2 separate regions of the Homo sapiens genome follow, and region 1 is linked to region 2. The links are chromatin loops, found by intact Hi-C in ENCODE. Cell type or tissue: Calu3. All regions are shown on one strand. Links, peaks and the distances in the headings refer to the core of each region. The heading gives the core; the rest is flanking DNA. Region 1 overlaps ADAT1 (adenosine deaminase tRNA specific 1). Region 2 holds the start of GABARAPL2 (GABA type A receptor associated protein like 2).

The links. Peaks named below come from ENCODE experiments on the same cell type or tissue, not always from the same donor. Only the 100,000 strongest peaks of a DNase experiment are listed, where the experiment ranks them.
Region 1: it touches region 2 in a loop (2.8-fold over the local background); 70 of 110 quality-filtered maps call a loop at or near these places.

Annotation. Positions count from the first base shown.
Region 1 is chr16:75,611,224-75,622,632 of GRCh38, reverse strand. ADAT1 (adenosine deaminase tRNA specific 1) reads left to right here. Exons shown (of 10, transcript NM_001324445.2): 1 at 1-230; 2 at 1,813-2,002; 3 at 2,299-2,367; 4 at 3,993-4,047; 5 at 5,361-5,491; 6 at 9,772-10,390. The coding sequence starts at 1,834. Among named protein-coding and RNA genes, the nearest start is that of ADAT1, 6.4 kb to the left of the region's middle. RefSeq lists enhancers at 1-78, 79-598, 599-1,119 and a silencer at 1,188-1,482. In Calu3, for the core only: no CTCF peak of the experiment used is centred there; no DNase peak of the experiment used is centred there.
Region 2 is chr16:75,559,235-75,570,347 of GRCh38, reverse strand. GABARAPL2 (GABA type A receptor associated protein like 2) reads right to left here and starts at 3,969. Exons shown (of 4, transcript NM_007285.7): 1 at 3,828-3,969; 2 at 3,441-3,496; 3 at 2,139-2,311. The coding sequence starts at 3,861. RefSeq lists enhancers at 854-953, 2,754-3,507 and silencers at 3,497-3,906, 9,983-10,277. In Calu3, for the core only: no CTCF peak of the experiment used is centred there; DNase peaks (open chromatin) are centred at 3,347, 4,017 and 5,127.

The DNA.
Region 1 (11,409 bases), core at 1,776-9,775, 51 kb before region 2:
AACATTTATTCATTTAAACAATTGTGCATGCTCATTCAGACGCACTACCTGAGTGAGATGATGCCGTTCTGGGCTGCTTCATCTTAAAGAGAGTCACTGTTTCTTCTGGCAACTTCTACCTGCCTTGCCTATCGAGGTTTGTGAATTGCACCTCTGGTTTAATTTCAGGTCGATGGCCAGGTGGTCTTCATAAACTATACTGCCTTGTGATGCCTCCCTAGAAATGAGAGGTGAGTCCCTTCCAAACGAGGATTCTAGGATCTCATGCTTTCTTTTCTTGACAAGGCTTGCCCTGGCCCTCTGACTTTCAAGTCACAGGGTCTCACTTCCTGCAGATTTTTGTTTTAAATCACTGTGGTCTGATTTACCAGTAGCATTCACTACAGTAGCGAGCCTGCACGTTGCGCTGCAGGGGATTCATAACAATACCATCTTTCAAAAGCTGCATGCACTGGAGCTCAGGAAAGCCTTTTTTGTTTTTTTGAGAGGGAGTCTCGCTCTGTCACCCAGCCTGGAGTGCAGTGGCACAATCTCGGCTCATTGCGACCTCCGCCTCCCGGGTTCAAGCGATTCTCCTGCCTCAGCCTCCCGAGTAGCTGGGACTACAGGCACGCGCCATCACGCCCGGCTAATTTTTTTGTATTTTCAGTAGAGACAGGGTTTCACCACGTTGGCCAGGCTGGCCTCGAACTCCTGACCTCAGGTGAGCCACCGCGCCCGGCCTTCAGTTTGGTTTTACAGTGCTTAGCTATGTCTATCACAAGCTCATCTTCTACTGGGAAGCTTTTTGTATAATTGAGTCCAAATGAGATCAGGATGTGCCTAGTGAGCATTGATAGGGCCAAGAGTGAGAGATTTCCCTGCAAAGTATCCTAGGGATCTGCTTGATGGTTTTTTAATTCATGGCTTTCTATGCCCATTACAGCCCTCCCCCTTTCACCCCCACCACCAGGTAGCTCAAGGCAAATTAACCAGGAAAATCATCAAATGTTATTTTTTGTAATAGTAATCACAGTTGACCTTAATTATGCTCAACATAGTAGCAATTGCTTTTTATAAGTATTACTTATTTAACCCTCACAGTAACCCTAAGTATTATTTAATCTTCACAATAATCTAAATAGGTTAGATACTATTGTTATCACTATTTTGACAGATGAGGAAACAGACCCAGCAAGGTTAAGTAGTCTATTCAGCATCACAGTTAATTTGTGGCAAAGCCAAAATTAGAACCCAGAAAGGGTGAATCCAAAGTCCACACCCTTAAGTAGAGCTCTATGAGAACACGTAACTGCTGAGAAACATTTCAGTGGGGATTTACTAGAGGGCGGTAGAGAAACACTCTGCTGTAGGGGAAAGGAGAAAAATAAAATGCCTGGAAAAAGAAGACAGATAAGAACATCTGTCCAGAAAGATAAACCTTATACAGTGAGGGTCTGCCCAAAGCAAGTGAGTCTGCAACCCTTTACATGCCGTTTCCAGTGAAAACTGGAGTAGTGAGGACATTTCCTTCTCGTGTCCTTTAATGTTGAGTAGAGGATGCAGACTCCTTAGAAATGTATCAGATATATAACATTAAGAAAAACTTGAAACAATAATTTTGGGGATTGGTAGAATTTGGGGTTTCTTTGATCTTTCATTAAAGATGAAAAGGGGGCAGGGAGATAGTAGAAGAAAATGATCCATAGAGTTCCAGATAGGGAAACCTCGGTCTGCTCCATTTGAAAGACTCGAAGCATGGATATGAGAGGCTGTAGCATCGTGCACTGGTTCTCCTTTCCGTACTTCTGATGGTTGTGGTTTTTGATCAAGGTCTCAATACCAGCTCAGACCATGTGGACCGCGGATGAGATTGCTCAGCTATGCTATGAACACTATGGGATCAGGCTGCCCAAGAAGGGGAAGCCTGAGCCAAACCATGAGTGGACATTATTGGCAGCGGTGGTGAAGATACAATCTCCAGCTGACAAGGCCTGCGACACCCCTGATAAGCCGGTGCAAGGTGAGACTTTTTCTTCTTGGCATGCTCCTCACTGTGAGAGATGGTAAAATTATGCATTGCTGTACTGTGAGGGTACAGTCGTGGGTAGGGTGTGAACTACGATGTTAGGCATATGTGCTTGTCCTCTGCTAGGTGACGCAGTACCTCTGATGGCGGGAGACCGCCATGCTGGAACCGCAGACCTTGGTTGAGTGGGCCTCTGGGAATCCCCTAGAGGAGTGTGCAGGCTGATCACACCTGAACACCGGGGAACATTCCGTTTCTCAGAACTCACACGATTTGTTTTTTTCCCACAGTGACAAAGGAAGTTGTGTCAATGGGAACAGGAACAAAATGCATAGGACAGTCCAAAATGAGGAAGAACGGTAAGCACGGGTGGGAATCTAAACAAAGATTTAGCTTGAAACCAGTGTCCATGTTTTACTCTCCTTGTCAGGGAAGAGGGGCCATGTCAGTTGAGGTGCATGGCATTTGTTTCCTACTGACTATCAGTCCAGTTGGAAGGACCGTACTCACTTGGAGAATGGAAATCCACCATCAAAGCGGAGGCCTCTAGGAACATGCTTTCCGAATAACTGAAAGTTAACCAGTATTTTCATGCTCAAACCACAGAGTCCCTGGGTTTAGCTATTCCACATTAGGTCTGGAAGGCTTTGGGACTCTATAGCAGGTAGAGGATGCAGCTTGAGTGGCTTCTGAAGCCCAAGAAAGCAATCTTTTTTTTTTTTTTTTTTTTTGACTCGGAGTCTCGCTCTGTCACCCAGGCTGGAGTGCAATGGGGCAATCTCGATTCACTGCTCTGCAACCTCCCCTTCCTGGGTTTAAGCGATTCTCCTGCCTCAGCAGGCACCCACCATCACGCCCAGCTAATTTTTGTATTTTTTTAGAGACGGGGTTTCACCATGCTGGCCAAGCTAGTCTTGAACTCCTGACCTCAGGTGATCTGCCCACATTGGCCTCCCAAAGTGCTGGGATTAAAGGTGTGAGCCACCGCACCTGGTAAGCAATCTTGAATGACAGGAAGCTTTGGGCCTCAACAAGAATATGAAAATTCCTTAGAGATCTGGGGGTTTTTATTTGTCTGTTTCAGTGGTTTTTTTTTTTTTAAGAGACAGGGTCTCACTGAAGTACGGTGGTACTATCATAGCTCACTGCAGCCTTGAACTCCTGGGCTCAAGTGATCCTCCCACTTCAGCTTCCTGAGTAGCTGGACTATAGGTGTGCACAGCTATGCACACCTATGTGCAGCTAATTTTTTTCATTTTTATTTTGTAGAGATTTGGTCTCACTGTGTTAGCCAGGCTGGTCTCAAACTCCCAGCCTCAAGCTATCCTCCTGCCTTGGCCTCCCAAAGTGCTGGGATTACAGGCATGAGCTATTGCGTCCCTGGCCGAGATCTGGGGTCTTTACCTCTTCTAGCTAGCAGGTTCCTCTTTGAGTTGGCTTCTACCATTCTCCTTGCCTTAACCTCCTGTATATGAGGAACCTGTTCCAGGATCACTGTGGATTGGATTAGATGGAATTGTACCACCATGAGCACAAGTAGGATACTTCTGTACAAAAGATCTAGACCTTTGTTCTCCGAATGAGGTTTTTCTATAAATTAATGTTTCTCACCTGGGGGTGATTTGCATCCCAGAGGACATTTCGCAATGTCTAGAGACATTTTTAGTTGTCACAACTGAGGGAGGGGTGCTAGTGTCATCTCATGGGTAGAGGCCAGGAATACTACTAATAAACAGTCTACAGTGTATGGATGGAATAGATCCCCCACAACAAAAAATTTTCTGGCCCAAAATGTCTACAGTGCTGGGTTGAGAAACCCTGCACCTGATGCATTGTTATTCATGATTGTGGTACCTTCTGGCAAAGCTCTCCAGGAGCTACATGACCATCCTGGGTGCTGGTGGGACTGCTGTGTTCTGCTTCTAGGAACCAGACCCTCTCCAGCTTCCATATGTCTTCACCTGGTGTCCTATCTTTGCCGCAGGAGACATCCTCAATGATAGCCATGCTGAGGTCATAGCCAGAAGGAGTTTCCAAAGGTAAAGCCACATCTCCAGAGTATGGTTCAGCAGGACTGGGGTGGGAGTCCCGGAATTTACTTTTTTTTTTTTTTTTGGGGGGGACAGAGTCTTGCTCTGTTGCCCAGGCTGGAGTGCAGTGGCATGATCTCAGCTCACTGCAACCTCCGCCTGCTGGGTTCAAGCAATTCTCCTGCCTCAGCCTCCCAAGTAGCTGAGACTACAGGCCCGTGCCACCATGCTCAACTAATTTTTTGTGTTTTTAGTAGAGATGGGGTTTCACCATGCTGGCCAGGCTGGTTTTAAACTCCTGACCTCATTATCCACACGCCTCAGTCTCTCAAAGTGCTGGGATTACAGGTGTGAGCCACCGCGCCTCACCCAGAATTTACATTTCTAATAAGCTCCTAGGTAATACAGATGATATTAGTCTGTAAACTACACTTTTGAGTAGTAATGTGGTCTAGACTAGTGGTTCTCTCTTTTTTTTTTTTTTTTTTTTTTTTTTGGACACAGGGTCTTGCTCTGTTACCTAGGCTAGAGTGCAGTGATGTGATCTCAGCTCATTGCAGCCTTGGCCTCCTGGGACTCAAGCAAGCCTCCCACCTCAGCCTCCTGAATAGCTGGGGTTACAGGCGCATGCCACCACACCCAGCTAACTTTTCCTGGGTTTTTTTTTTTTTTTAAAGACAGGGTGTCACTATGCTACCCAGGCTGGTGTTGGATTCCTGGGGCTCAAGCGATCCTCCTGCCTCAGCCTCCTAAAGTGCCGGATTTACAGGCATGAGTCACAATCCTGGCCTGGACTAGTGGTACTCAAACTTGATTGTACATCAGAAGAACCTAGAAGGCTTGTTAAAACCCAGATTGCTGAGCCCACCACAGAGATTCTGATTCAGCATATCTAGGGTGGAACCTCAGAAATTGGGTTTCTTCTTTCTTTTTTATTTTTCTAAAAAAAAAAAAAGAAACAAAAATAGAGTCTCACTCTGTCACCCAAGCTGAAGTACAGTGGCAGAATCATAGCTCACTACAGCCTCAAACTCCTGGGCTTAAGCAGTCTTCCTGCCTCAGTCTCCCAAGTAGCTGGGGTTACAGATATGAGCCACCGAGGCCAGTTGAAATTGGAGGTCTAACAAATTCCCAGGTGATGCTGATGCTGCTGGTACAGGGACCACACTTTGAGAATCACTGGTCTAGAGCATTCTCATAATTCCCCATCACTACCAGTCCCATTAGTCTACAGTAAGCTGTCTTAGTAATCACCCAACCAGAGGCTTTCCCCTTACCACAGAGATCGGTTGTTCATCCTAATAACATCTTGCAACCCTTAGGTACCTTCTCCACCAACTCCAGTTGGCAGCCACCCTGAAAGAGGATAGCATCTTTGTCCCAGGAACTCAAAAAGGAGTGTGGAAACTTAGACGAGACCTCATTTTTGTGTTTTTCTCCAGCCATACACCCTGTAAGTATATTCAAGCCTTTGGATTAATGTTACATGAACTACTTCCTTATGTTTGTGTTATCCATAGGTAGGTTTTTTCCTAAAAAGCACTAATGGCTGAAGTAGCCACAGGTAGTCACAAGTAGCCACAAGTAGTGACAGTGCCTTTTTATGACAGGCTAGTGTACCTAATCACTTCTAAAGGTTTCATCTAAAGAGAAGACAGAGGCAAGGGGTGCAGAGTCTCACTCATACTATTAGTCAATTCTCAGAATCAGGATTAGGAGCGTAAGGCTGAAACCTCACAAGATGTGAAGCCAACATGGGGCTTGGAAATCCTATAGTGACTTATCCTAAAACTCATTTCGTTCATTTAGTCATTGAACAAATACTTTCTACTATTTGTCAGGCACGATATGACATACTGAGTATACAGAAATGAATAAGACTAGCATATTGCTTACCTTCATAGTCTTTTAGGAAATGTAGACAGTCATGGTTAGTTAGGGTAAATTTTGGTGGGTTATAAGGGTATGTTCAGGTGCTATGGTTGCATAAGACAGGAAGACCTAGCCTGGGGTGAAGGGGGTGTCATTTCCGTCTTTTGTTTTTCTTTCTTAAAAATTGAAAATAACTTCTACCTTTTGTGGATAACAACTCAGGATGGCAGCAAAATTTTCTCACCCTAAAACCTTTGAAATAAGGATATAAGATTAAACCTTAAAACTTTTAAGCTTTAAAGCTAACACATGCAATTAGAGCAGAGATAAGAAATCACTATGAAGAAATAGAATAGCTGTGTAGATTTGATCATAACTCAAATTGAAAATATAGATACAGCTTAAGAAAGAATGAGGCCAGGCACGGTGGCTCACACCTGTAATGCCAGGACTTTGGGAGTCCGAGGCGGGCAGATCACTTGAGGTCGAGAGTTCCAGACCAGCCTGACCAACATGGAGAAACCCCATTTCTACTAAATATACAAAATTAGCTGGGCATGGTGGTGCATGCCTGTAATCCCAGCTACTCGGGAGGCTGAGGCAGGAGAATCATTTGAACCCGGGAGGCAGAAGTTGCAGTGAGCCGAGATTGCGCCGTTGCACTCCAGCCTGGATGACCCGGCAAGACTCAGTCAAAAAGAAGGGAAAAAAAAAAAAAGAGAGAGAAGAAAGAAAGAGTATGAGAAAAGAGTTTTAAGAGTCAAAGCCCAGAAAAATGACAGGTAGGCAGCACTCATCCTTGCTCTTTTCTTAGCCGTAAGGGCCCTAGTCCAAGGCCCAAAGGTTGTTTCCTAATCAGCTCCTCTCAAGCTGTAATATGCACATGAATCTCCTGAAGAACATGCAGATTGAGATTCATTAGGTCTGGAGTGGGGCCTGAGGTTCTGCATTTCTAGCCAACTCCCAAGGCATGCCAGCAGTGTGGGTCCATAGACCACACATTGAGTAGCTAGGACCGGGGTGATCCCAGTGACAGCTATAGCCTTATTGTGGAGAAAGAAGCATCTGAGGATCACAGCCTGATGGCCTAATCCAAACTTGTCTAACCCACGGCCTGCCTGGCTACATGCAGCCCAGGACAGCTTTGAATGTGGCCCAAGACAAATTCTTAAACTTTCTTAAAACATTATGAGATTTTTCTTGCGATTTTTTTTTTTTTTTTTTTTTTTTTTTTTTTTTTTTAGCTCATCAACTATCGTTTGCGTTCGTGTATTTTGTGTGTGGCCCAAGACAATTTTTATTCTTCCAATGTGGCCCAGGGAAGCCAAAATACTGGACACTTATGTAGTTTGATTATGCCCTTATCAAACTCCTTAAGTCAGTGGTCAACAAACAGGTACTGATCTGTGAGAACAGTCCCTGAAAAAAACCAAGAAAGCTCAAGACTATGTAGTGAATTTTGCAAAACTAATTTCTTTCACTTTAAAGGAAATGAGAGTTTTTTTTTAAGTGATGGCGATTGAATTTTTTTTTTTTTTCTCGATCTCGGCTCATTGCAATCTCCACCTCCCGGGTCCAGGCGATTCTCCTGCCTTGGCCTCCCAAGTAGGTGGGAATATAGGCATGCGCCACCACGCCCGGCTAATTTTTTTGTATTTTTAGTAGAAACAGGGTTTCACCACATTGGCCAGGCTGGTCTCGAACTCCTGACCTCAAGTGATTCGCCCACCTCGGCCTCCCAAAGTGCTGAGATTACAGGCATGAACCACTGCGCCTGGCCGGTAATTGAGATTTTTAAAGATCTTCCTTGATGGAATAAAAAGTTGGCAACCCTCTGTTCATCTTAAAAATCTTCAGGAAATTTTGCTGGTAATCTTTTAAAATGTGATGTCCTCCCATGGTTTGTCTGCAGAGAGAGAGAACATTACCTAGAGAATGTGCCTCTCTGGCTCCCTTGGTATTTACATCCTATGAGTAATTAATAATTTGTTGGCTGGGTTAGCTACTTCAGGCTCTTATGAGTTTTATTAGCATGAGTCAGGCTCTTGCATTCAGGCATTCTGTCAAGATCCAATTTCCAAGCCTGCAGAGTGGGAGATGGACCCTGGTGAGTTCTCCAAAGTCACTGTGACCTTGTGAGGTCTCTGGAAGTCAGCCAGCCAACCTCTCCAGATGTATTCCCACTTCTGTATCTCTTGCCTTTCCCACTCTTGAGTTATAAAGATTACAGATGTATTATTTATACACTTTAGAAAAGCAACACTCATCAGGTTAGTGTTTGAAGAAATCTTTCGCTTCTCAAGGGAGAGCTGTGGTTCTTACTGACCTCTAGTTTTCTTCTGTTTCCTGTAAGGACAGAGGAGGTCAGAAATCTCTAAACCAGCAAGAGGAAACACTGGAAATTTTGGAAACATTGGTTTAGACTAGGTGTGTAATTTACTTTAGAGTCTTTACTGTGGGGCCATGCATCATAAAATCTCCAAGATGGGGAAATTCTGAGCAATGGTTGCCAAATTTCTTTTCCTTTTTTTTTGAGATGGAATCTCCCTCTGTCACCCAGGCTGGAGTGCAGTGGCGCATTCTTGGCTCACTGCAACCTCCACCTCCTGGATTCAAGCGATTGTTCTGCCTTAGCCTCCCGAGTAGCTGGGACTACAGGTGCGCGCCACCACACCCGGCTAATTTTTGTATTCTTAGTAGAGACAGGGTTTCACCATATTGGCCAGGCTGGTCTCGAACTCCTCACCTCGTGATCCGCCCACCTCGGCCTCCCAAAGTGCTGGGATTACAGGCATGAGCCACCGCACCCTGCCTGCCAAATTTCTTTATGAAATAAACCACCCACTTTTGTTTTCCAAAGCATCTTAGGGAATAGCATTTCACAAAATGCACTTGGGAAACCTTGTTCATTCTAAGCCAGTGGTTCTCAGTTTGGAAAGTTTTGCTCCCCAGGAGACTTTTGGCAACATCTGGAGACATTCTTTATTTTCATACTGGGACTGGTAGTCCTATTGGCATTTAGTAGGTAGAGACCAGGTATGCTGCTAAATATTCCGTAATGTACAGGACAGCCGCCACAGCAAACAGTGATACAGTCCAAAGTGTCATTAGTGGCCGGGCACGCTGGCTCACACCTGTAATCCCAGCACTTTGGGAGGCCAAGGTGGGCGGATCACTCGAGGTCAGGAGTCACTTGAGGTCAAGACCAGCCTGGCCAACATGGTGAAACCTCGTCTCTACTAAAAATACAAACATTAGCCAGTCGTGGTGATGTGTGCATGTAATTCCAGCTACTCGGGAGGCTGAAGCAGGAGAATGACTTGAACCCAGGAGGTAGAGATTGCAGTGAGCAGAGATCACCCCACTGCACTCCAGCCTGGGCAACAGAGCCAGACTGCATGTCAAAAAAATGTCATTAGTACCGTGGTTGAGAAACCCTGGTCTAAACCCATTTTTCCAAAAATTCCTAGTGATAAAAATTAGCTCAGATCTTTGTTAAAATATTCCATTTTGCATGCCCTTCTCCAGAAATTCCAACTCACTGGGTCCAGGATAGAGTCTTCAACAAGAGCCCTAGAGGATTCTTATTAGGGAATTGTGTGCATGTGCTCTTAACTCATCTCAGGTCAGCTGGGAGAATAGATGAAGTCAGTAGTTCTCAAACTTGAGCTTGCATCAGAATCACCTGGAGAGCTTGTTAAAAACACACTGCTGGGCTCTGCCTCCGGAGTTTCTGATTCAGCAGGTCTACTGTGGGTCCCAAGAGTTTGCATTTCTGATGAATTCCCAAGAGATCCCATTGTGGCTGGTCCAGGGACCTCACTTGAGAACCATTTGTTTAAGTGGGTTCATTCTCTGCAGGTGGGGATGCCTCCATCATTCCGATGCTTGAGTTTGAAGATCAGCCTTGCTGTCCTGTCTTCAGAAATTGGGCCCACAACTCATCAGTAGAAGCCAGTAGTAACCTGGAAGCTCCTGGAAATGAAAGAAAATGTGAAGACCCTGACAGTCCTGTAACCAAAAAGATGAGGCTTGAGCCTGGGACTGCAGCCAGGGAGGTCACCAACGGAGCAGCTCACCATCAGAGTTTTGGCAAGCAGAAAAGTGGCCCAATCTCACCAGGCATCCACAGCTGTGATCTCACTGTAGAGGGACTGGCTACTGTCACCAGAATAGCCCCTGGTAGTGCCAAAGTGATAGACGTTTATAGAACTGGAGCCAAGTGTGTACCTGGAGAAGCTGGAGACTCCGGAAAGCCGGGTGCTGCGTTTCACCAGGTGGGGCTGCTCCGAGTGAAGCCAGGCCGTGGAGACAGAACACGCTCCATGTCCTGTAGTGACAAGATGGCCCGATGGAACGTCCTCGGATGCCAAGGGGCACTGTTGATGCACTTGCTGGAAGAGCCCATCTACCTGTCAGCTGTGGTCATTGGGAAGTGCCCATACAGCCAGGAAGCCATGCAGAGAGCACTGATTGGAAGGTGAGAGGGTAGGGAGGGCTCAATTGGAACAGTCATTCCAAGAGGCAGTCTGAGGGTAAGGCCTAAGAGCATTAAGAATCTCCATACCTTTTGATCCAGCAGTTCCACTTCCAGGAATTTGTCTTAAGGAAATAATTAAAGTATTTGAACATTTAGCTTTGTATATAATTTTTTTTTGTTTTTTAGAGACGGAGTCTTGCTCTGTCACCCAGGCTGGGGTGCAATGGCGTGCTCTGGGCTCACTGCAGCCACCGCCTCCTGGGTTCAAGTGATTCTCCTGCCTCAGCTTCATGAGTAGCTGGGACTACAGGCATGCGCCACCACGCCTGGCTAATTTTTGTATTTTTAGTAGAGACGGGGTTTCACCATGTTGGTCAGGCTGGTCTCAAACTCCTGACCTCAGGTGATCCACCCACCTCGGTCTCCCAAAGTGCTGGGATTACAGGTGTGAGCCACCGCGCCCGGCTAATAATTTTTTTAAAGAAGAAAAGTAAACAACTGAAATGCCCAGTAATAGGAAATTAAGTGTTTTCTTTGTTGTTAAAAATAGTATTGATGAATGGCTGGGCATGGTGGCTCACGACTGTAATCCCAGCACTTTGGGAGGTCGAGGGGGGCGGATTGCTTGAGCACAGAAGTTCTAGACCAGCCTAGGTAACATGAGGAAACCCCGTCTTTACAAAAAATACAAAAACTAGCCAGATGTGGCACGCACCTGTAGTCCTAGAATAGGGCAGCTGAGGCAGGAGGATCACCTGACCCTGGGAAGATTGAGGCTGCAGTGAACCAAGGTCATTCCACTGCACTCCAGCCTGGGTGACAGACCCTGTCTCAAATAAAATAATAATATTTATGAATATTTAATATGGAAACATGTCTATACTGTTTAAAGAACAGTTTAGAAGATAAAAAGCCAATTTTGGTCTTAAAGTACATCCACACATAAGAAAAATTATAAGAGGATGAGCGCTAAGGTATTATTAATAATCTCTGAGTTGTATTATGGGTGGTTTTTTTCT
Region 2 (11,113 bases), core at 1-8,000:
TATGTTTATGGGTGATTTATATATTGCATAAAGCCCAATGATGTCACACGCCTCTTATGTTTAGAAACAAATTTATATTTTTAGCCCGGTGTGGTGACATGCACCTGTGGTCCTGTCCCAGTTATTAGGGAGGCTGAGGTGAGAGGATCACTTGAACCTAGGAGGCAGAGATTGTAGTGAGCTCAGATTGCACCACTGCACTGCAATCTGGGCAACAGAGTGAGACTCTGTCTCAAAAAAAAAATTACTTCTGAGAATAAAACCCCAAAATAAACAGTTGCATTAAGTGTAGGGTGATAAGTCATTAACTGGGGCCAAAGAGCTGACAGCCTGGGCAAAAGGGCCCTAGCTGGTGACTCTAAATCCTGAAGGGTCAGGAGCTGGATTTCTGGCTACTCGGCCCTAAAATCCTGACTTGAGTTACCAGTGTAATCTGCTTTAGGGTTGATTCTCACCACACTGGAAAGGCAAATGGGACTTGGAGAGAAAATGGCTTGAAACAGTCTCTGCTGCCCTGAAAAATCATTTTTCATTTCCAATTCTATTTCTATCTCAGGGATAACGGGGGAGGGGAAGTTGATAAGACCTGTAGCCATTTTAATTGCTAGATTACTGTGGAGCCATCTGAGTAATCTTAAGGTCTCCAGAAGCCTGCTTCATTTCCTTTGAGAAGAACCAGAGAATCAGAATTGAGGAAAATAAACTCAATGCCATAGGTCCTAGTCACTTATTTTCTCCCACTAAGCCAACACCTCCAGGAAGTACAAAACACAGAGTCACCAAGGCTCTGTAGAAGTTGCAGATGTTATGAAAGAAGATTACCTCCCCAAACACGTTAAGGAAAGCCCAGGGTAACCACGGATGCCCAAGGCTTCCTCCCCTGGTGAAGACACAGCCCAGAGGCCTGGGAAGGAAGGTTAGAAGAGCCCCATGGGTGACAAGATCTCCTCAAGCAACACCACAGCTTCCAGAGCTACAGCTGTGGCAGACCAATGGCGTCCAGTGGGCAGGCCCTGGGGTGTCTCCTCAGGTTGAATACTGGCCTTAGGGAAGGAGCTTCCATTTCTCCCCTGCCTTTCTATCAGACACCAGGAAGTAGAGGTGGAGGACACTGGGAAAGAGGAAATCAGACCAAAAAATGGCCAGAGCTTTCCACCTTTAACAGAAATAAGGTCTGGAATTTGGCACAGGCCTCTTCTGGAGTCTTCAAGGATTTTCAACAGGAACCTATTTGGACAACATTGGGCTAGTTCCCAGGGCTTCTGAGAGCCTTCACTTTTAGAAGTATTACTTCTGGGAGTGGTAAATGAAACCTAGATTGGGTCACAAAGATAAGATGTGGCCAGAAACTCACACTCAGGGGAGAGGTGGGGGCTGGAATCTGGATCAGGGCCTACAACTACCCACTCAGTAACGGGAAAGGACTGACCAGGAGGTTAGACGGAGCCCATCCACTTTCCTTTTTCCACAGGGGACTAAAGCTGGGCTGTCAAACACACAGAAAACGGGAATTCTAATGCCTCTGCCTACATTCAGGCCACAAGTTACAGTCCCAAAGATTGCTTCCAGGCAGCACAATAGTCTGACAGTCAAAGCAAGTGCTACCAAGGGAGGTATAAGTCTGTAAAGAGACTTCAGAGCCCTTTACTGTGCCGCAGTCATTTTGTCAGACTTGAGGATCAGGCAGCTATAGACTCTTACAATGTCAAAGAGTTGACCAAGTTTGGGAGCAAGCAAACTGGATGATTAACTGAGTGAGCCTCAGCAGGGCCCACAGGCTCCCAGTGGAGGAGCATGCCAGGACTGCCTTCAGGGAAGAAAACCTCATTTCAGGCCTCAGTTCTACCTATAGCTTAAGACTAAATAAGTTCTCAACCGTTTTAAAAGATTCTTGGAGATCTTAGGCTGAGTTTCATCATTTTTTTAAAAGTCCAGGCCTTGTTCTATTTTCTGAATCCAAAATGCACTCTTATGTATTGCAGCCATTATTTTCCTGGAGCCCCTGATGTCAGGGAGCATAAAATCCAGATTTCTAGTCAGGACCCCTAAGAGTTTTCAGACTTCCAAAGTTTTGGAGTTCCGTAAGCAGCCAACCAGATGTCTAATACCAGAGGGCCCATCTAGTAAACACCTCTCACCTGGACTGTGGGACTGTCTTATCCACAAACAGGAAGATCGCCTTTTCAGAAGGAAGCTGGATCCTTTTCCTGATGATCCACATGAACTGAGCCACAGTGATATCAGATGGAACCAAGTACTTCCGTTTGTCAATGTCAACAATCTGAGAGCCTGAGACCTTTTCCACAATCACCTGGGAAAGTAAAGAGAGGTCAGGACTGTGTTTCCTAAAGCGAGGCTCTGGCCTCACATGGCTGAGGAGCTGATGAACAGAGTGTGGGCAAGGAGGTGGGTGGGGAACTGCATAGCAGGAGAAAATATGTCTTTGGCTTAATAAACCACACGCTCTGGAGGTTAAGAATTGATATAAATGTGTTACAGGGAAACAGTAAGTGCTTTTCTGTGGTCAATTATGTAAGAGAAATGCAGCCCTTACCACTAAGCTTTTCCACATTTTATCTGGGCAGACCTAAGAATATCTGGGGAGGGTTTCATCCATGGCCCGTTACTCCAGGACCCCAGAATGGATCCACCTTCACACTACAGGAAACACTACTGTGTTCCCAAGGAACACAGGAGACAAGAATGGATGGACTAATTGGAATGCCTGGAATTTTAGCCAGCCAAGAACCAAGTTCTTCATTTGGCCTGTTGCTCCTCTCTGAACAAGTTTCAAATCCGTCCCTCCTACTCCTTTCCCCAGACAAATTATTCACAAGCAAAGAGCTACAATAACAGGCCTTAATGTCCATTAAAAATTAATAACGATTACAAAACTATCTCCCCAACCATGGAAGAAATATAACATTATATTTATTATTGACTAAGAAGAAAATATGGCAGAAGGGGTTTTCAGCGGCTTTTCACATTATTTTGGTCAGGCAAGGATGACAGGGTCAAGGTGAGATAACGGAGCTAGAAGTTAGGTAAAGATGGAGACAAAGTAAAAGATGAACGTCCTGAGACTCAAGTACCACTTCCAAGACCAAAATGACAGTCTCCCTCCACCACCATTCCCAAAAGTGGCAGTGACCTGTTGCCCTGTCCTAGAACATCGTTCCTTACATAATTGGCCAGGGAGCCCCGAGGCTGCAGACGGCTCGCTGGCCTAGATCGGGAGATTCAGCACTGAGGCACCCTGAACAGCACCAGCCCGAGCCCCTCACGCCCCGGCCCTGGGCGGCCTCATCCCGGTCTGGCCCGTCAGCTACTGTAACTGGGACTGGAACCTCAACTTGTCAACTGTTGAATGGCCTGGGGCCTATCACGGGTCCCAGACGACAGAGGTGACAGCGAGGTGAGGGGGCGGAGAGTCCACTCACCGGAACCCTGTCGGGATATTTCGCTCGAATCTTCGCGGACTCCACGCATCTGTGTTCTGTGGGAGAAACAAACGGGGCTGACGGCCGCGCCTGCCCACCGGTCGGTTCCCGGCCCCCGGCCCTCCTCCTCCTGCGCCCTGCGTACAACCCAGGCCCTGGTTCCGGCGTCCCCGGGGCCGCGGTCCTGTCCCCTACTAGCTCCCAGCAAGGCCCGCGGAGGGTGACATGGGGTCAGGGGGCCGCTGCCCGAGGCACCAGGGCATGGGCGACTCCAGCCCGCAGCAGGGCATCCGCCCCGCTCCACTCGGCCCAGGGCCGCCCGAGTGGGGGAGGGGGCCCACCCGCCGCCCCAGCCCCCAGCAGCCGGGCCGACGACCAAGTGCTTACCCAGCGAGTGGTCCTCCTTGAACATCCACTTCATGGCGGCGGCGGGAAGGGGACGGAACCGGCTCGCGGAGCCGCGGAGCTCAGCGCACCGAGCACAACAACAACGACGGCGGCAGCGGCAGCGGCAGCGACGGCGGCGACTACACGGCAGGCGGGACTTCCGGCTGTCGGAGCCTAGCAACCGGCCGGGGGCGGGGCTTCCGGCGCCATTTGTCAGGGCGCCACGCCAAGGGGCGGGGCCGCACGTAAAGGGGCGGGGCCGCGGAGGACCCCTTTGGGGGCTCCTGGGCTGCGGTGGCGAAGAAGTTGGTTATGGGGACGTCTGTGAGCAGTATCTGCGACATTGCTCGCAGGAATGTTCGGGGAACTGGTGACAGGAGTGGGGTCTCGGGAGCGTTGGTGGCGGAAAACGTCTGGCTGATAGTGTAGGGCTCTTACTGAGGGCTGTTTGGGGGTGTGGCTGATAGCTGAGGGCTCTTAGAGCGGTTCATAGGGGAAGTCTGGGGAATTGGTGACAAGAACGGTCTTTAGGGGTAAGAATGACATAAGGAGGGCTTTCTAGAGCTTGGCGATAACAAGGGAGCTGTTTAGGGCGTTGACAGTTTGGGGAGTATTGCTCGGAGTGGTGACAGGTTGGGGGCTCATTATGGGAGGGGAGGGTGTTTGAGGACACTGTTGGAAGCGGCACTGAGGACAACCCGGAGGTCCGTATTAGGGACAGCCGTAGTAGGTTGTCTTGGACCTAGAAATTGAATTTAAACAAATCCCGTTTTCTTCCTTTATTCGTGAATAAATATTTGAATAAACATTTACGAAAAGGTATCACAAATGCACATTTGAGGCGGGGTACGGTGGCTCACGCCTGTAATCCCAACACTTTGGGAGGCCGACGCGGGTGGATCACCTGAGGTCAGGAGTTGAAGACCAGCCTGGCCAACATGGTGAAACCCCGTCTCTACTAAAAATACAAAAATTAGCCAGGCATGGTAGTGGGCGCCTGTAGTCCCAGCTCCTCGGGAGGCTGAGGCAGGAGAATCGTTTGAACCAGGGAGGTGGAGGTGGCAGTGAGCCGAGATCACACCACTGCACTCCAGCCTGGGCAACAGAGCAAGACTCCGCCTCAAAAAAAAATGCACATTTGAGGAGTGTAACATCACTGATCACAGACCCCTTAATTTTAACTGGCAGAGGAGTTAGAGGTGACTGTCAGACTCGGAGAATTCCCCTGAGAGCTGGTCATGAGATGGGTTTCCTTATTTGGCTGTGGGAGTGGTTTAGCAATCACAGCCTGAGCTGTGTGTGTGTCACCTGCCCGGACATATGCTTTGAGGTTCTCCAATCAGTGATGTAATGCCTTTTTTCCAAGCAGACTCATCAAGGCAGTCTGGTCTGGGTCACCATCTGTTTATAAGCTGCTGAACATGTAGCAGGAATATTCACTTAATTGGGCACATGAACCCTGCCACGTGCTTGTGATTCTGATGCACCTGTAAAGCCTGTATGTTTGAATGTGGTAGTTCATCATTTCCTACACTGGAAATTCCTGATCGATGCTGTGGAATCTAGCTTCATTCTATAAGTATTTTTGTTATTTTAAGACTGTGTGTCTGAGTAACTAGAATAGGTTTTTTTGTTTCTTTGTTTTTGTTTTTGTTTTTTGGAGACAGGGTCTTTCTCTGTCACCCAGGCTGGAGTTCAGTGGCACAATCTTGGCTTACTGCAGTCTGCCTCCTGGGTTCAAGCGATTCTGCTGCCTCAGCCTCCTGAGTAGCTGGGACTACAGGGACACACCACCACACCCAGCTAATTTTTGTATTTTTGGTAGAGATGGGGTTTTGTCATGTTCGCCAGGCTGGTCTTGAACTTCTCACCTCAAGTAAGTGATTTGCCCGCCTCGGCCTCCCAAAGTGCTAGGATTACAGGTGTGAGCCACTGCATCTGTTTGTTTGTTTTTAATGAAGTGGAAAAAATCCTTTGAATTTCCTACTTAGAAATTATTGTTACATACAAGAGCTCTGTGCTAGGTGCTGGGGAAAAACAGTGAAGAAGACAGATGACATCCCTATTCTCATGGGTGGCAGCATGAGATATTCTTGTCCCCCTGACATATTCTAGTGGGATAAGACAAAAAATAAGTATGTTAGGTAATGATAGGTGCTATTTCGAAAAATAAAGCACAGTAGGTGACTAGAGAGTGTGGTGGGATGGAATGCTAATTAGATAAAGTGCCTGGCATATTCTAGGGAACCCCTGTGGCTGGAGCTGAATAAATGAGAGAGGAGAGTGTGTTATGAGACAAATTCAAAGATATCTAGAACAAAACTGTGTTGAGCTTTGAATTCCATGCAAAGAGCTTTGGATTTTATTTAGAATGAGATGAGAAGTCAGTGTAGGGGTTTAAGCAGAGACGTAACACAATCTGCCTTTCCTTTTCAAAAGGCTAGCTTAGTAGACTGTAGGCGCTGAGGGTGGAAGCAGGGAAATAGTTGAGACACTATTGTGATAATCCTGGTGAAAGATGATGTTGGCTTTGGCCAAGGTGGGGTCTACAGAGGTGATGGGAAGCAGTTGTATTCTGGATATATTTCGAAGGTAAAACTGGTAACAGTTGCTGATAGATTGGATGTAAGACATGAGGGACAGATCAAAATCAAGGTTTTTGGAAGGATGGAATTGCCATTTACTGAAATAGGGTGGAGCCAGCTTGGGGAGTGAAAAACAAGAGTTTGGTTTTTGAGATATTAAATATGAGATGTCCAAGGGACATACACAAGTGAAGATGTAGAGTTGGTGAATGGTGCTATGAGTCTCAAATTTAGAGAGAAATATTTCAAGCTATTAAACTGGGTAAGATTAGGTAGACAGTGAGTTTAAAAATGAAAATACTTGGCCGGGTGCAGTGGCATATGCCTGTAATCCCAGCACTTTGGGAGGCCGAGGCAGGTGGATCACCTGAAGTCAGGAGTTCATGACCAGCCTGACTAACGTGTTGAAACCCCGTCTCTGCTAAATACAAAACAATTAGCCAGGTATGGTGGCACATGCCTGTAATCGCAGCTACTTGGGAGGCTGAGACAGGAGAATTGCTTTTACTTAGGAGGCAGAGGTTGCAGTGAGCTGAGATCGCGCCACTCCACTCCAGCCTGGGCAACAAGAGCGAAACTCCGTCTCAAAAAAAGAAAATACCTATTTTACAAATAGAATTAAACACTGAAGAATGAAGATGGTTGTTCACCATCTCCTAGTCAGTGAACCAGTGGAGGAGTTAGAAATTGGACTCAACACCCCTGCTTCCCTTTACAGAGCTGGTCATTGCATCCTAGTCCAAAATATATGTATATTGTCTTGCATGTGAAAGAGCTGAGAACACTTCTTAGGGGAAAATTTCACTGCACACCAATTCATAGACATGTCTTTTGATGGTCTCAATGATGTGCAATGCATTTTGGTCTTCCATCCTTACCTACTTTCTTGGTGTGTTTTCCCAGTTCACCATTCTAATTGACTTATTTCATCCACCTTGATGATATGTACCACCTTCTTTACATATTGGGTCATTGTATTTAGCTATGGAATGTTCTAAGGACACTGGATGCCTTCCTTGAGGGAGTGGTTAGTTAAGGACGTAAGTCAGGAGGAGAAATAGGATAATGAATATATGCAACGTAATTACACATTAACAAATCTATAAAACACAGAGAATGAATTTCAAATGTTGGAGAGGTATGTGAACATGGATACTGAGGCATTGCTAGGGCAATAGGGGCCAGCACAAAGCCAAGTGAGAATTAGCAAGGAAGACTTCACAGAGAATGTGAATCTTCTGTTGTAGAGAGAAGGGTACATTTTCATTGGGTAAACTTTTCCTTTCCAGATAAAAACAAAGGCTGGGGTTGGAAGAGGGAACAGAAAAGCAGTATAGATAAGTAAATAAAATGTTGGAAAGCTTTGAAGCAAACATTCAGAAGTTCTAACCTAATTCAGGAGACCCTGAATAAGAGCTCCTATAAAGGAGAGAAGAACATGATTAAAATGTGCAATTTGGGGCTGGGTGCAGTGGCTCATGCCTGTAATCCCAGCACTCTGGGAGGCCGAGGCAGGTGGATCACCTCAGGCCAGGAGTTCTAGACCAGACTGGCCAACATGGTGAAACCCCGTCTTTACTGAAAATACAAAAATTAGCCAGGCATGGTGGCACGCACCTGTGGTCCCAGCTACTCAGGAGGCTGCAGGCATGAGAATCGCCTGAGCCCAGGAGGTGGAGGTTGCAGTGAGCCAAGATAGTGCCACTGCACTCCAGCCTGAGCGACAGGGTGAGACTCCATCTCAAGAAAAAAAAAATGTGGCCAGGTGCGGTGGCTCACGCCTGTAATCCCAGCACTTTAGGAGGCCAAGGCAGGCGGATCATGAGGTCAGGAGTTCGAGACCAGCCTGACCAATAAGGTGAAACCCCGTCTCTACTAAAAATACAAAAAAAAAAAAAAAAATTCACCAGGCGTGGTGGTGAGCGCCTGTAATCCCAGCTACTCAGGAGGCTGAGGCAGGAGAATCGCTTGAACCCGGGAGGCGGAGGTTGCAGTGAGCCGAGATCGCCCCACTGCACTCCAGCCTGGGCTACAGAACAAGACTCCATCTCAAAAAAAAAAAAAAAAAAAAAGTGCAGTTTTAAGAGGATGACTCTTTTTGTCCTCAGAAATAAATTGTATGAAAAACAAGAACATTGTGGAAGTGGAAACTGAGAAGTCAGTTATCAGTCATGGGTGTATGGAAATGACACATATACACAGATCTTTAACATTTTTAAATCTATACTTTCTCTTAAAGAATTGAAATAAAACTACAAAACGAGCTTTCTCAAACCATGGAAGCAAAGAGTAAATAGTATCCATTATTACTAAATACTTTTGCAAAGTTCATGGCATCTCAGGGAAGGCTGAAGCACTTGGTACACCTAAATTCTTAGTAGTCACCTCCTTCTGTTTCAGGAGTGACTTTGGTACAGTATCTGTTTCCTTCCATTGAAAGAAGGAGCTTTGGAGGCAAACACTTCCTTCCTCACAGGATAGTGACTCTCAGGAGTCGACCCTAGATCCATCTATTCCAGAAGACCCCTGTGGTTATATAAATAAATGAAAGTCGGCTGGGCGTGGTGGCTCACGTTTGTAATCCCAGCACTTTGGGAGGCCGAGGTGGGCGAATCATGAGGTCAGGAGTTTGAGACCAGCCTGGCCAACATGGTGAAACCCCATCTCTACTAAAAATACAAAAAATTAGCTGGGCGTGGTGGCAGGTGCCTGTAATCCGAGCTACTCAGGAGGCTGAGAGAGGAGAATCGCTTGAACCTGGGAGGCTGAGGTTGCAGTGAGCCGAGATCACACCATTGCACTCCAGCCTGGGCAACAACAGTGAAACTCTCTCTCTCAAAAAAAGAAAGTCATCCACTTAAAGCATAGATATAGTGTGTCAGAATCAAACCATAGATTTAACCTTAACAATTGCTATATTTAAGAACTATGTTGAGGCTCAGTGTGGTGGTCCCAGCACTTCAGGAGGCCGAGGCAGGTGGATCTCTTAAGCCCCAGAATATGAGATCAACCTGCTAGCCTGGGCAACATGGCGAAATCCCATCTCCACCAAAAAAACAAAAACGAACAAAAACCTATGTTGAGGCCAGATACAGTGGCTCACACCCGTAATCCCAGCACTTTGGGATTACTCAAGAAGGATACTTGAGCCCAGGAGTTGGAGACCAGCCTGGGCAACATGACAAGACTTTGTCACTTAAAAACAAAATTTTTTTTTAGATGGAAGCGCCTAGGCTGGAGTGCAGTGGCACGATCTCAGCTCGCTGCAACCTCTACCTCCCGGGTTCAAGTGATTGTCCTGCCTCAGCCAAAAATTTTTTTAAAAATTAGCCGGGAATAGTGGCCTCAGCTATTCAGGAGGCTGAGGCAGGACAAGTACTTGAGCCCAGGAGGTAGACAGAGGGAGACCCTGTATAAAAACAACAACAACAACAAACTACATTGCCACCCCAGAAAAGCTTTTAATCAAGAACAAGTAGTATTGAACCTGATATTTCAAAAGCATTTTGTGGCTGATGACGTTGTCGTCTTGGACTGTAGTAAGGACCCTAGGATGGTTTTCCCAAATGGGCAGTCTTGACCTCTCTATTAAGTCTGTGATGTTAGGATGTCAGCTGTTCTCTTCATCTAAAAGCCACTTCGAGGTTGCTTTCAAAGTAGTGGGAGTAACTACTGGACTCCACCCAGCACAAACCTCACGCCATCTCCTGACACTGCAATGTGATCCTTCAGGGCTTTTTTTTTTTTTTCCCTTTCTTCAGACAGTCTCGCTCTCGCTCTGTCACCCAGGCTAGAGTGCAGTAGTGCAGTCACTGCTTACTGCAACCTCTAACTCTTGGGCTCAAGCAATCCTCCTTTCTTAGCATCCCAAAGTGTTACTGGAAAGGGGTCCCAATCCAGATCCCAAGAAAGGGTTCCTGGCTCTCAACACAGGAAAGAATTTGGGGCAAGTCCACAGAGTAAAAAAAAATGGCTACTCCATAGACAGAGCAGCAGTATGGGCTACTCGACTGAGTAAATTTATAGTTATTTCTTGATCCATATGGTAAACAAAGGGTAGATTATTCCTGACTTTTCCAGGAAAGGGGCAGAGATTTCCCCAGAACTGAGGGTCCCTCCCCTTTTTAGACTATATAGGGTAACTTCCGGACATTGCCGTGGCATTTGTAAATTGTCATGGCACCAGTGGGAGTATCGTTTAGCATGCCAATGCATTACAATGAGCAGATCATGAGCAGTGAGGACGACCAGAGGTCACACTCAAGGCCATCTTGGTTTTGGTGGCTTTTGACTGGCTTTTTTTCTTTTTTCTTTCTTTTTTTTTTTTTTCTCTGAGACAGAGTTTCGTTCTTATCACCCAGGCTGGAGTGCAATGGCGTGATCTCGGCTCACTACAACCTCCGCCTCCCGGGTTCAACTGATTCTCCCTCCTCAGCCTCCAGAGTAGCTGAGACTACAGGTGCCCGCCACCATGCCCAGCTAATTTTTGTATTTTTAGTAGAGACAGGGTTCCAGGCATGAGCCACCATGCCCGGCCTTGGCTGGCTTCTTTTTAACTGCATCCTGTTTTATCCACAGGGTCTCTGTAACCTGTATCTTGTGCCATCCTTCTAGCTCATACTGTGACTAAGAATGCCTTACCTCCTGGGAAGACAGCTCAGTAGGTCCCAGCCTTATTTTACTTAGCCCCTATTCGAGATG